Linked DNA regions of Homo sapiens: regions 2 and 3 are each linked to region 1. Evidence: chromatin contacts called from ENCODE Hi-C or POLR2A ChIA-PET data. All regions are on one chromosome and are shown on one strand. The core of a region is the stretch at or near the end of the contact, and the rest is flanking DNA. Distances in the headings are between cores, read along the strand shown. Region 1 holds the start of TRD-AS1 (TRD antisense RNA 1). Region 2 overlaps SLC7A7 (solute carrier family 7 member 7). Region 3 holds the start of OXA1L-DT (OXA1L divergent transcript).

What was found. A loop is a pair of places that touch in the nucleus more often than their neighbours do. ChIA-PET counts read pairs that join two places held with the same protein, here RNA polymerase II (POLR2A). Pooled maps may share reads with other maps.
Region 2: a map of GM12878 shows a loop between it and region 1 (3-fold over the local background). The contact joins the enhancer-like site here to the promoter of TRD-AS1 in region 1. A Hi-C loop is called at or near these places in 1 of 168 maps with a recorded cell type or tissue (GM12878), 7 of 37 single-sample maps with no recorded cell type and 4 of 50 pooled maps. POLR2A ChIA-PET finds 5 or more read pairs at or near these places in 1 of 52 experiments (OCI-LY7).
Region 3: a pooled map shows a loop between it and region 1 (3-fold over the local background). The contact joins the promoter of OXA1L-DT here to the promoter of TRD-AS1 in region 1. A Hi-C loop is called at or near these places in 1 of 168 maps with a recorded cell type or tissue (A673), 1 of 37 single-sample maps with no recorded cell type and 2 of 50 pooled maps. POLR2A ChIA-PET finds 5 or more read pairs at or near these places in 1 of 52 experiments (WTC11).

Annotation. Positions count from the first base shown.
Region 1 is chr14:22,480,563-22,484,807 of GRCh38, forward strand. TRD-AS1 (TRD antisense RNA 1) reads right to left here and starts at 2,397. Exons shown (of 5, transcript NR_148361.1): 1 at 2,291-2,397; 2 at 679-796. It also overlaps TRA, the pseudogene TRAJ55, TRAJ54 and TRAJ53.
Region 2 is chr14:22,787,930-22,792,174 of GRCh38, forward strand. All of the region lies in intron 2 of SLC7A7 (solute carrier family 7 member 7), which reads right to left. Among named protein-coding and RNA genes, the nearest start is that of OXA1L, 23 kb to the left of the region's middle. Within about 2 kb of position 2,487, at least 5 of the 41 ENCODE cell types and tissues checked have a DNase peak (open chromatin) inside an H3K27ac peak, as active enhancers do; they include GM12878 and OCI-LY7, where a contact is called at or near this core.
Region 3 is chr14:22,764,869-22,769,113 of GRCh38, forward strand. OXA1L-DT (OXA1L divergent transcript) reads right to left here and starts at 1,694. Exons shown (of 3, transcript XR_001750638.3): 1 at 1,556-1,694. OXA1L (OXA1L mitochondrial inner membrane insertase) reads left to right here and starts at 1,820. Exons shown (of 10, transcript NM_005015.5): 1 at 1,820-1,896; 2 at 2,380-2,541; 3 at 3,090-3,303. The coding sequence starts at 1,834. RefSeq lists enhancers at 415-978, 979-1,541, 1,542-2,105, 1,699-1,928.

The sequences.
Region 1 (4,245 bases), core at 1,147-3,646:
AAAGATACCAACTATTCAATGAGTATCTTAAAATAAAACTACTTTTATGACCAAATTATTATCCCCATTAGAATGGCTAGAATCAGAATGTCCTAGTATGTATTATGTGAACCCCATGCGACCTTCCTAAAGTTTCTTATGCCTAAAACAGCATAAGAGAGAAAAGCATTTCCACGCTAACCTGTGTGTTCACTGGTTAACAAAGGTCTAAAGAGCAGGTGAGTCAGCTGCTCCATTTCCAAACTGGACTGGACATTTACAGTCCTGCAGATACTAAAAATGATAATCAGGAAAAGCACACACAATTCTACTTTTTCTTATAATTCCCATCTTTCCCAAAGAACTGTTATAAATTCTCTCCCAAAGGTGTTATATTCATCCTTCTTTTGTTGCCTCTATTTGTGATGTGTACTGAGGTGAAATATTTGTTGAGATTCAAAAACCCCATGAGATTTAACTTAAGCTTTCCCTGTCAGAGAGATTCTAAGAGCTAAAAGATGGGAAGCTGGTATTTGGGAACTAGATTAAAAAGAAAATCCAAATTAATCCCAAGGAGCAAGGCTCAATAGATAGTTATTTAGACATAACATGTCCACCCTGCAAGCCTAGTTGCTCAGTTGACTGGGCTGCCCCTATCTTAGTCTTGCCTGGAAGAGAAATAAGTTGTTTGCCCCATACCTGTCTTGAGAAATGTCAGCCTCCAGACCTGAAAGCTTCTTGTGATTTGGTTTATTTCTGTAGAGTTTATTATTATACACAGTGTTCTTGAAGTAATAGAGAAGTGCATTAGAAGCTCCTGCAAATGGAAATGAAATGTAAATTTAGATTGTAAATACATGACTGCGGTAAATAGATAGCAAGAAAAAGGATGAAGAGATTAGAAATTTGCCACATTTCTCTAACCCTAAAGGGATGTTTCTATAAATAGTTTAAAACTGTTGAAGACGAAGGGGGAGGAGGAAGGAGAACAGAGGCAAACAGATTTTCTCCTAATCCTTTCCATTTGGCAAAATTAGAAATGGTTTTTCAATTAAATTTCCCTGAGCAGAGGAAGAAACCATGTCTGTTTCCACACTAAAATTCCTGTGGGTGGGAGTCTCTAGAGTTGATTTGGAGGATGGATCCCTGTTAGTGACAAGTGCTGGTAATGCTCCTGTTGGGGAAAGGGGATGAGTACAAAAATAAATCCAAGTAAGTGTGGAGGGACAAGAAGATCTCACAGTGCAGGATTTCCCCTGGATTTTCTGCATTGCCTTTTCACCTTTCCTGTCTTAGCACGACAAATTAGGTCCCAGATGAGCAGGCCCTCGCATTCAAACCGGAAATTTTAAGGAGGAAGCCAGATTAACTTTACTCGGGAGACCTAGTAGACTCTGACTTTAAAGATTCTTTTAATCCAGCTGTTTTTAGGGAGAGCTCTGTAAAAGATGAAAGAAATGTTTTAAAAAAAAATTAAAATTCTGTGGGGTGAAAACAAAGATGTTAAATATTTGATTGGCAAGGCAACTGGAAAATCTGGACCATGTCTACAACTGCTAAAGGAGGCTTTGTGAAAGAGAAAATGAGCAGCCCAAGGAGATCCTGTCCTAAACTTCTCTGGCCAGTGAAATTCGGGCCATTCTCTGCCACAGCCCTGGACTGCTAGGAGGGCAGATCATATGTCTTCCTCAGTGGGGAGAGGTGGGCCCTCGCTGGCAGTTTCTGTAAAGCCTCGTGCTGTGGTGTAATTCAGGGAGCCCAGAAGCTGGTATTTGGCCAAGGAACCAGGCTGACTATCAACCCAAGTAAGTATGACAGGGTGAAGCTACATGCAGCTGAGTACAGTCTTTTCCTTTCTAGACCGTGTCCTGCAAGCTCTCCTTGAGGGACGTATACTCATTTTGCATTGTCCTTTGTAGAGAAGCAGACCAGGAAAGACAGGAAAGCCCTCAAATTTCCACTTTTAAACACCTCCCTGTAAAAACTGTCTCGCTTCCCTCCCCTTCTACAATCAGTTTCTAGTAAATCAGAATCCGGTGAATTGATATGCAATTTCAACGAAAAAAAAAGCAGAGAAATAGTTACCCCAACAAGTGCAAAAAGTAGAAACTATCTGAGTACCAGCCAAGGGAAGATAATTAGGAAAGAAAAAAAAAGAAAGAAATGGATTACTGGAACCATGATGGCAGCTTAGTCACAAAGAAAATGATAAAAAAAAATTAAAATTAAATTTCAAAAACTTTAAAGATATATACATATATATATATCTATATATATATGATATATTGTCCTCTGGAACTCCAGCACTCACCTACAGCAGCTGCATTCTGGACTTATTATCAAATAACCTATAAACCTGTAGCTTAATGAAGAGTTGAGCAATCGTGACTATATTGACCCCCAGGACCCTTCTGCAAAGAGCAGCTTCTGTTCCTGTTTCTGTAAAGCCTTCTGTGGCTGTGAGAATAGTGGAGGTAGCAACTATAAACTGACATTTGGAAAAGGAACTCTCTTAACCGTGAATCCAAGTAAGTTTGAAGGGAGTGGGGGAAGGGGGAATTCAAACACTTCTGATTTAATTACTTGCCCCTCCAAAACATTCCAGCTTAGGTTCCAAATCTAATGTTTGTGCTGGGGGGATATGGTGCCCATCAGAGGGATTAGAACTCCACTGTACAAAGACTAAATTACTTTCAGCCCAAAACATTCCTATCATTCATCTTAAACAAGATTATTGGTGCAAGGAGAAAAACTGAATACAGAATCCTGAGGGATCCAGCTAAGGGTCAGGAAATGTTTGCCGAAAAGATAAAGAGGAAATTGGCATATCGTGACTACGCAAATGCAGTAGACCAAATATAAATTGTCCTGACTTAGATACTAACACTCCTCTTAAATTTATCGCCTGAAATAATGGAACCCTGCAACTTCATTAACTAATGCTGAAAATTCTATAAGCAGGCTCCTTTTCTTCTTTTACCTTCACTTTACCTCTCTGAAAAGAACTGTTCTCAATCCCCAGTCTGGTAACTGAGGTCCAGTCAGTTAACTGTCTGGTTAACTCAGGCAGAGCATTTAACCCCACTTTTTCTTTGGTTACCAAAATAGTGGATTCAGCCTCCACTTTACTTAGTTCACCTGAGAAGGGGAAAATTCATCTGTCCTCTGAGTCGTGAGAATAGAGCAGTACATTCTCTCCTTCAAATATACACCCACCCTTCCCTAATGGTAATGTGTGAGTACTTAGAAAAGTTTTTAAATGTTAGATATAAAAGTAAGGCACAGTGGTTGCTAATGGCACTTCTTGAAAATCTGCGCTGCTGGTGGACTTCTGAAAGTGGTGCTTATAAACTAAGGCTGGAGAAGACTGACTTGTAAAATTCAGATAAAATGAAAATGGGAAAAACTTATCAAAGGGCCCCGGTCTCCTAAGTGCCCTGATGTTGAGTAAAGGCCAAATGCCCCAGTTTTACTTACTCAGATCTGCTTTCTGTGATTAAGAAGAGATGCACACTAGAGAGAGGCACTTTGAAAAACACAGCCCAGGCAAAATTCTTAAAAAGACTGGCTCTGGTGGCGGGGCGGGTGGTGAAGGACTCAGGGACACCGTGCATGCAGCATTGAGGGAGTTAATGCAGACTTGCTAGCAGACAGCTTGGAACGTTCTGGGATAGGCCCTGCCTGAAGAACATGCAGTGTGGTTAGCCATCAAGTTCCCATGTGCAGAAGTGCCTTGCTCAGCAGGGGCAAAATCAGCACGTCTGTGGCAACAGCAACAATGAATAATATATGATGTTAAATCCCAGGGGTTCAGCAGTCTCCACTGAGGTCTTATCAAATTAAAGCTTCAAGGGGATTCATATGAACATCCCAGGAGACTCAAGGACTCAGTCGCTTTTCAGAGGGTGGGCAGCCAATGCTAGGGACCAGACAGTAGGCTTTTTTCTTTGGTTTCTTACCGGAAGCACACTAGGGCGGGGCTCTGCGGTGGGTTTTCCAGAATGCAGAGAAGCTGGGAGCCCCTCTCAGCACTTGGTCAGCCTCTTAGGGGACTGAGAACTGTAACAACTCCTACCTTTTAAAACATTGACGAGGTCAGGGTGTTTGACAGCCTAACCAGGCAAAGAAAATATCTGTGCAAGGCTAGCATTCTTCCAGAGCTCTGGACAGTAATCGTATGCCAGATTTTCCATGCAGTGGATTCTAGCTGCAGGAACTATATGGCAAGGCTGGAGTCCAAGGAACCCATGATTAAATTCTGTTTTC
Region 2 (4,245 bases), core at 1,237-3,736, 310 kb after region 1:
GGGCGTGGTGGCGGGTGCCTGTAGTCCCAGCTACTCGGGAGGCTGAGGCAGGAGAATGGCGTGAACCCGGGAGGCGGCGGTTGCAGTGAGCCGAGATCGCGCCACCGCACTCCAGCCTGGGTGACAGAGCGAGAGTTCGTCTCAAAAAAAAAAAAATTAAAATGTTGACTAAGATCAACAGAGCTGTATAGTCTATCACTGTAGACCTTTCTGTATTTGTCATTATTCCACAATGTTATTCAGCCAACTAAGAATCTACCAAACTTTATTTTTATCTAGTCTACCTTGTCAACAAGAATATCATGAGAATTTGCCACGAACCTCTCCGAAATCTGCATACACATGCCTCTGCTCTAACAATCTAATGATGCTATCAAACAATTCAAATCAAATTAGTATATATTTATGTAGAATATTCATAGTTACACCCTTGCAGTAGTCAAAAACTAGAAACAACCCAAATGCCCAGCAACAGTAGATTGAATAAATACTAAACAGCACTAAGAATAAACAATCTGTAATCCTAGCACGTTGGGAGGCCAAGGCGGGCAGATCACAAAGTCAGGAGTTTGAGATCAGCCTGGCCAACATGGTGAAACCCCCGTCTCTACTAAAAATACAAAAATTAGCTGGGCGTGGTGGCGGGCACCTGTCATCCCAGCTACTCAGGAGGCTGAGGCAGGAGAATCGCTTGAACCCGGGAGGTGGAGGTTGCAGTGAGCCAAGATCCTACCACTGCACTCCAGCCCGGGCGACAGAGTGAGACTCTGTCTGGGAAAAAAAAAAAAAAAAAGTGAACAATCTACGACTACAGACAAAAATACAGAAGAATCTCAAACATAATAAGCAAGCCAGATGCAAAAGTGTACATATAGATTATATCCATTTACATAAAATCAGAGAAAACTAATCAATGCTACTAGAAGTCAGAATAGTGATTTCCCTTTGTGTGGGGTGGAGAGGCAGGGACTGGGAAGAGCATAAGAAGGGCTCAAGGGTGCTAGTTACACATGTGCTCAACTAGTGACAATTCATTAAGCCATAAACTTATGAGATTGCACTGTTCCTTCTGTATATTATATTTGAATAAAAAAATTAAAATTGAACCAAAAAGTGAGGTTAGCAGAGTATGGCTTGTTCTTAGTGAATTCATACACGTTACTAATGATTTCCCACCCTTCTGCTCGTACTTCACTAACCAGATTTAACTTACAAGCCTAGAATTTGGGCAAGAATCCACCTTAAGTTATCACTTCAGAGTGCTGCTCATCCACCTCCGGTGGAAAGCTGGGCTATCACTTGTGGTAGGTAGACTAATGGCCCCCCAAAGATGTCCACCCCCTAATCCCTGGAACCTGTGAGCCATGTTATATTGCATGGCAAGGGAGAATTAAAGTTGCAGATAGAGGCCAGGCGCAGTGGCTCATGCCTGTAATCCCAGCACTTTAGGAGGCCAAGGCGGGCAGATCACCTGAGGTCAGGAATTCTAACCAACATGAGTCAGCCTAACCAACACGGTGAAACCCCGTCTCTACTAAAAATACAAAAAATAGCTGGGTGTGGTGGTGGGTGCCTATAATCCCAGCTACTCAGGAGGCTGAGGCAGGAGAATTGCTTGAACCCAGGAGGCGGAGGTTGCAGTGAGCCAAGATCACACCACTGCACTTCAGCCTGGGCAACAGAGCAAGACTCTGGCTCAAAAAAAAAAAAAAAAAAGAAAAAAGTTGCAGACAGAATGAAGATTGCTAATCAAGTGACAAAACAGGGAAATCATTCTGTATTCTCTGGGTGGGCCCAATGTAATCACAAAAGTTCTTAAAGATGAAAGAGGGAGGCAGAAAGGTCAATGTCAGAGTAGTACAATATGAGAAAGACTCTCCCAGTTACTGCTGACTTTGAAAATGGAAGGGTCCATGAGACTCTAGAAGCTGGGAAAGGCAAGAAGATGGATCCTCTCCTTAAGCCTCCAGAAAGAAACACAGTGCTACTTCATATTAGCCCAGTGAGACCCATTTCAGACTTCTGACCTCCAGAATTATGAGATGATAAATTTGTGTTGTTTTCAGCCACTCAATTGGTGGTAACTTGTTAGAGAAGCAATAGAAAACTCATATGTTGGCTGGGCACAGTGGCTCGCTCCTGTAATTCCAGCACTTTGGGAGGCCAGGGTGGGCTGATCCCTTGAGCTCAGGAGTTTGAAACCAGCCTGGGCAACATAGAGAAACCCTGATTCTACAAAAAATACAAAAATTAGCTGGGCCTGGTGGCGTGCACCTGTAGTCTCAACTACTCAGGAGGCTAAGGTGGGAGAATTGCTTGAGCCTGGGGAGGTCAAGGCTGCAGTGATCCTTGATTGCACCACTGCATTCCAGCCTGGGTGACAGAGCAAGACTGTCTCAAAAAAAAAAAAAAAAAAAAAAAAAAAACCTAACTGCAGGCAGAAAACTGGAAGTAGCACTGGGTGGTACTATTCATTACATTTGTTGAAAAATGGAGAAAGGGGAAGTGAAACCCTTGACAGCTCACTGGATCTTGGTGTACTGAAATTTCCCTCTCACTGCAATCAAAAGAATCTAAATGTGACCTTATGCAAAGAAGGCAGGCATCCCTTATGATAGCAGATCCTCAAACAAGTATGTACCTCTCTCTTTAATGTACTACATGAATCCCAGCTCTTCTAGCAAATCATCATTTTTGAACAAAGTATACTCTTTCATTATCATATTCTAATCAAATATCGCTGATGCCTATGAAATTGTTTCCTCCTTTCAGTAAAAGGTCAAATACGGGCCGGGCACAGTGGCTCATGCCTGTAATCCCAGCACTTTGGGAGGCGGAGGCAGACGAATCACGAGTTCAAGAGATTGAGACCATCCTGGCCAACATGGTGAAACCCCGTCTCTACTAAAAATACAAAAATTAGCTGGGTGTGGTGGTGTGCGCCTGTAGTCCCAGCTACTGGGGAGGCTGAGGCAGGAGAATCACTTGAGCCCAGGAGGCGGAGGTTGCAGTGAGCTAAGATCGCGCCACTGCACTCCAGCCTGGTGACAGAGCGAGACTCCGTCTCACAAAAAAAAAAAAAAAAGGTCAAATACGTTTATTAGCCTTACTTGTAATATTTGTAGATAAGAGTTCAAAAGCATCATTTCTGATCTTCCATCCCATTTTCTCCAAATGCGTTACTGAGCAACTCCTCTCTGCCTTTATTCTCTGCTATGTAGTCTCCAAAATACCCAGATTTATACTTTTATCTAGGCATTTTTCTCCTTGCCTCTAAAATTTCCATTCTAAAGCCTTATTATACACATCTCTCCCAATCCCTATAAACCTCCTCTATCCCTTACCAGGAGTTTATCTTTCTGGTATCTTAGAATCTTAGAATTTACGGTTAGGAACTCTGTTCTGTGTTCTTTTTTCTTTCACATACACAGCCTTCAGCTGACAAAGAGACGAAAATTCCACCTGCCACTCAGTTTGCTACTTTAAACTTCACGTCACCAGTGAGACATCTCAGCTATCTTCTGACTGGTGACATCATTCATCCCACAGCAATTAGCAGAAGGATAGCAGTCCCTAGGCTTAATTGGTGTGAGCAAGCTCTTGGTCACATGTTGCTCAGAAAAACTGCACATTTCTAGGTTAGGCTGGGTCTGTGTATAGTCAGATGCACACTATTCCTGGGGGAAGGCCAAACCCCACAACTGGCATACTCAGGCCTGCTAATACCCTGGTGTCTCCAAAATACTCTACCACTGCTGTTTCCTCAGAAGGTCCAGATATAAGCTCTCTGGAAACGCCTCATATCTGTTACCTAAACCCAGAGATTTCAAGTCTCTTCTTCCTTTTCTTTGCTGCATCCCCATTTGTTTTGTCTAATGTTGGTTTGGGAAAATCTCTACACCTTTTTTTTTTTTTTTTTAATTGAGATGGAGTCTCGCTCTGTCGCCCAGGCTGGAGTGCAGTGGCGCCATCTCGGCTCACTGCAAGCTCCGCCTCCTGGGTTCACGCCATTCTCCTGCCTCAGCCTCCCGAGTAGCTGGGACTACGGGCGTCCGCCACCACGTCCGGCTAATTTTTTTGTACTCTTAGTACAGACGGGGTTTCACCATGTTAGCCAGGATGGTCTCAATTTCCTGACCCCGTGATCCACCCGCCTTGGCCTCCCAAAGTGCTGGGATTACAGGCTTGAGCCACCGCGCCCGGCCTGGAAACTCTCTACACCTTGAAATCACAATTTCACCCTGG
Region 3 (4,245 bases), core at 444-2,943, 280 kb after region 1:
CCTGCCAAGTGTTCTGTAGCTGTATATTTGTAATTACTTCTAATTGTATTGAGTTTTAAAAGTAATCTCTAAAAAAAAATCAGTGTTTCCATATCAAAAATCTATTGATGTTTATAATAGCATCCAACATATGCAAGTGTTAGCTCATACCACTAATTATTACTAAATCAGTATTATAGTTCTTTGCCTCCTATTTTCGCCATATCTGTCAGGTACATTCATAATCGTTCCAAATGAGCAGTCACTGAAATAATTTCAGGTTATTGTATCTTTCTGAAACTATAATTTGTTGTTTAGAAAGTAATCTGCATATTGAGAGACTTTGTAAGGGTTCAAACATAATCAAACTCCACCTTTCTGACCAGTAACTTTTTTCCCTGAAGATGAATGCTTTTAACTTCAAGAAACAGAACACCCAAGCAACAGACTTAGAGTCTAAACAGTAAAGACCTTTAATCATCTTTTTTTTTTTTTTTTTGAGATGGAGTCTGTCGCCCAGGCTAGAGTGAGGTGGCTCCACCTCGGCTCACTGCAACCTCCACCTCCCGGATTCAAGCGATTCTCCTGCCTCAGCCTCCCTAGTAGCTGGGACTACAGGTATGCACCACCACGCCCGCCTAGTTATTTTGTTTTTTTGTTTTTTGTATTTTTAGTAGAGACAGGATTTCACCATGTTGGCCAGGCTGGTCTCGATCTCTTGACCTAGTTATCGAGACCACCTCAGCCTCCCAAAGTGATGAGATTACAGGTATGAGCCACTGCACCCGGCCAAGACCTTTAATTAACTTACACAACAAAGTCTGGAGATAGGCAGTTCCAAGCATGGTACAGCAGCTCAATGATATCATCAAGTATTTGGGTGTTTTCTATCTTTGCCCTCAACCATCTTCAGCACGTGAGTTTTTCTTTCCTTTTTTTTTTTTTTTTTGAGACGGAGTCTCGCTCTTGTTGCCCAGGCTGGAGTGCAGTGGCACAATCCCGGCTCACTGCAACCTCTGCATCCCGGGTTCAAGTGATTCTCCTGCCTCAGCCTCCCGAGTAGCTGGGATTACAGGCGCCCACCACCACGCCCGGCTAATTTTTGTATTTTTAGTAGAAATGGGGTTTCACCATGTTGGCCAGGATGGTCTCGACCTCCTGATCTCGTGATCCACCCACCTCGGCCTCCCAAAGTACTGGGATTACAGACCTGAGCCACCGCGCCCGGCCTGCACGTGAGCTTTTCATCTGGAAACTTGTCCCCTCATGGTCAGTCCTCACACCACCCCACTTACAGAAGAAAAAAATGGAAAGGTGAAGTCTCCTCTGGAAGCTTCGTCTTTTTATCTGGGAGGAAAATATTTCCCAGAAGCTGCCTTCTTTTAATTTCTGTCAGACTCTAGACTACCCTCAAATTTCACTGGACCTGCGATTACAATATTACCTAGCAATAAGAATCAAAAGAATCGAACATCATTGAGTGGGAAAAATCCTCTGCAAGTACAGCCAAGCCTTTTCTGAGGCTATTTTTAAACTTACAAATCAGAGGACAATCGCGACATTAGAGGAAAATTACCCAGGTTTACGCCATCACTAACGATGATAGCTTACGATGATAGCTAACCCAGCTCTTCAACTTCCTTTCAATCTCCAGAAAAGGCTCTCTGCGTGCTAATGGTAACGTGGCTTTACAGATTTTTACCCACTTCAAATATGGCCGCCAAGCTCCGTTCTCTTTTACCGCCTGATCTGCGGCTACAATTCTGGCTTCATGCCCGCCTCCAAAAGTGCTTCCTCTCGAGGGGTTGTGGTTCTTACTGCGCAGGCGCAAAAGCAAGTCCTCTTCCGGGCAAAATGGCGATGGGACTAATGTGCGGACGCCGGGAGCTTCTGCGCTTGCTACAGTCCGGGCGTCGGGTAAGGATGCCCCGGGGCAGAGCACCGGGATGCTGCCCTGACCCAGTGAACCAGGCCCCAGGACAGCTCGTGCTAGGGGTATCAGCAGACGCTGACCTGCTCACCGGGACCTGAATGTCATGACCTCGGGTCATGTGAGGACGCGCTAGGGTTAGTCCCCGACACTATGGGCCCAGCAGCCCGGTGTCAGCTTCTGGAATTGGCTTGGCTCCTGGCGAGAGCACCTCGGCCTCGTTCTCAGGGCCCTCCGATGTGGGTCTGCGATAACTGAGATGCGGGGAACCCAGGTTCGAGCTTCGCTCTGCAGGCACCACCCGCTGCATGCCTTCGGGCTAGCGGTCTGCGCGCGGTGATAGCAATGTCCTCCCCTGTAGTGGCCGAGCTGCCTGCTTCTTGGGGAGTTAGCATAATGAATCCCGTTTGCACCCACGCGAGGACTTCTGCTCCCGGTAAAGGGGCTCCATCATCCTTTTACACGCTCAGGTCCACAGCGTCGCAGGGCCCTCGCAATGGCTTGGGAAACCGCTGACCACACGGCTCCTATTCCCAGCAGCCCCGTGCTGCTGTCGCCCACACTACCTCTTCCTTGCGGCTTCCGGCCCCCGCAGCCTCAGTACCTCTGCTATCTCTTTTGCAGAAGTCCAGGTAAGAGGCCTTTCGTTCCTGCAATATTAGGAGTGGTGTTTCCTGGTTGGTTTCATATTTTGTTTTGTTTGGGAGCAGGGGGAATATGGAGCAGAGTTCTTGTCCACGCTCCACACAGCTCTCCAAAATGATAGCATCTCTGCTTAGGATGGATTTTCAATTCAGTGGGGAAATGATTGAAAGTACAACAGGAGAGATGTTATATTTGGTTTTCTGAGCTGTTTTAAAGAAAAGCAATTGTTTCATGTTAATATATGGCAAAAATCATGATAGTGATATTCAAATGGCTGAAGTTTGGAAAACAGTGATAAAAGAAATAACTTCCCAGCATGAAGGGAAGTCATGGATTCTTACTCAAAGTAACTTCTCTTCCTAACTATTGATAAAAATGAGATGTCCTTTTTAAGCTTGAAATCTGCAGACACTAGGCTAACCTGGAAGAACAAGAAGTAGAGAGAACAGAACCCAGTACTGGTTATTATAAAAAGATCTCACTTGCTTTGTGTTCGCTACTGAATAAATATAATACAAGGCTTTCTTTCACACAGGTTCAGGCCCCTCCTGTTGTTGCTGCAACTCCCTCACCCACAGCAGTACCTGAGGTGGCTTCTGGAGAGACTGCAGATGTAGTCCAAACTGCTGCAGAGCAGAGCTTCGCTGAACTGGGGCTGGGGTCATACACCCCAGTGGGACTGATCCAGAATTTACTGGAATTTATGCATGTTGATCTGGGCCTACCTTGGTGGGGGGCCATTGCTGCATGTAAGGGGAATATACCCTGGACATGGGTTAGGGATTTAACCTCATAGATGGCAATTCTTTGAATGGATTCAGGAAGTAGTTGCAGAAGCTCTGGGGTCAGAAGAGCAGATGATTTCAAATGAGCAATAGAGGTTCATGATACCTAGATGCACTCTGCCTATATTTCTTAAAGAGCATTATAAAACCACCAGATCATCTGGGATTCAAGAAGTGTAGATATTTGAATACAAACATGGGGTTAGAGTCAGGGGACCTTATTAACAGTCATGAAGCTATCCTGGTTTAGAACAGAGGTTCAGGTCAGGCACTTAAACCCCTAAATTGGGAAGCCACTAGCATTGCTTTTGTAAAGGCTAGAACTCTGCTTTGAATTATGTGTCTTTCTGCCACGTTGCTCCATCAATTATCTTTTCTCCCCTGTGTCTTCAGCATTTCCCTCCTCACTGCCCTACCCCGAACATGTAAACATGCTCAGGCACACCCATGTGTTACCTGGGGGAAGGTTTCTTCCCTTCATCCTTAGTTCCCCTTCACTTACTATCCTATCTTCTTCCTTTGATGGCTGTTATTTATTTTGTTGTTGTTAATTTTTGTGGATACCTAGTAGGTGTATATATTTATGGGCTACATGAGATGTTTTGATAGAGGCATGCAAGGTGTAATAATCACATTATGGAGAATGAGATATCCATCCCCTTAAGCATTTATCCTTTAAGTTACAAACAATCCAATTACACTTTTATTTTATTTTTTATTTTATTTATTTTTTTAAACGGAGTCTTGCTCTGTCACCCAGGCTGGAGTGCAGTGGTGCAGTCTCAGCTCACTGCAACCTCCACCTCCCAGGTTCTAGCGATTCTCATGTCTCAGCCTCTCAAGTAGCTGGGACTACAGGTGTGCCACCACACCTGGCTAATTTTTACGTTCTTTATTTAAAAATAT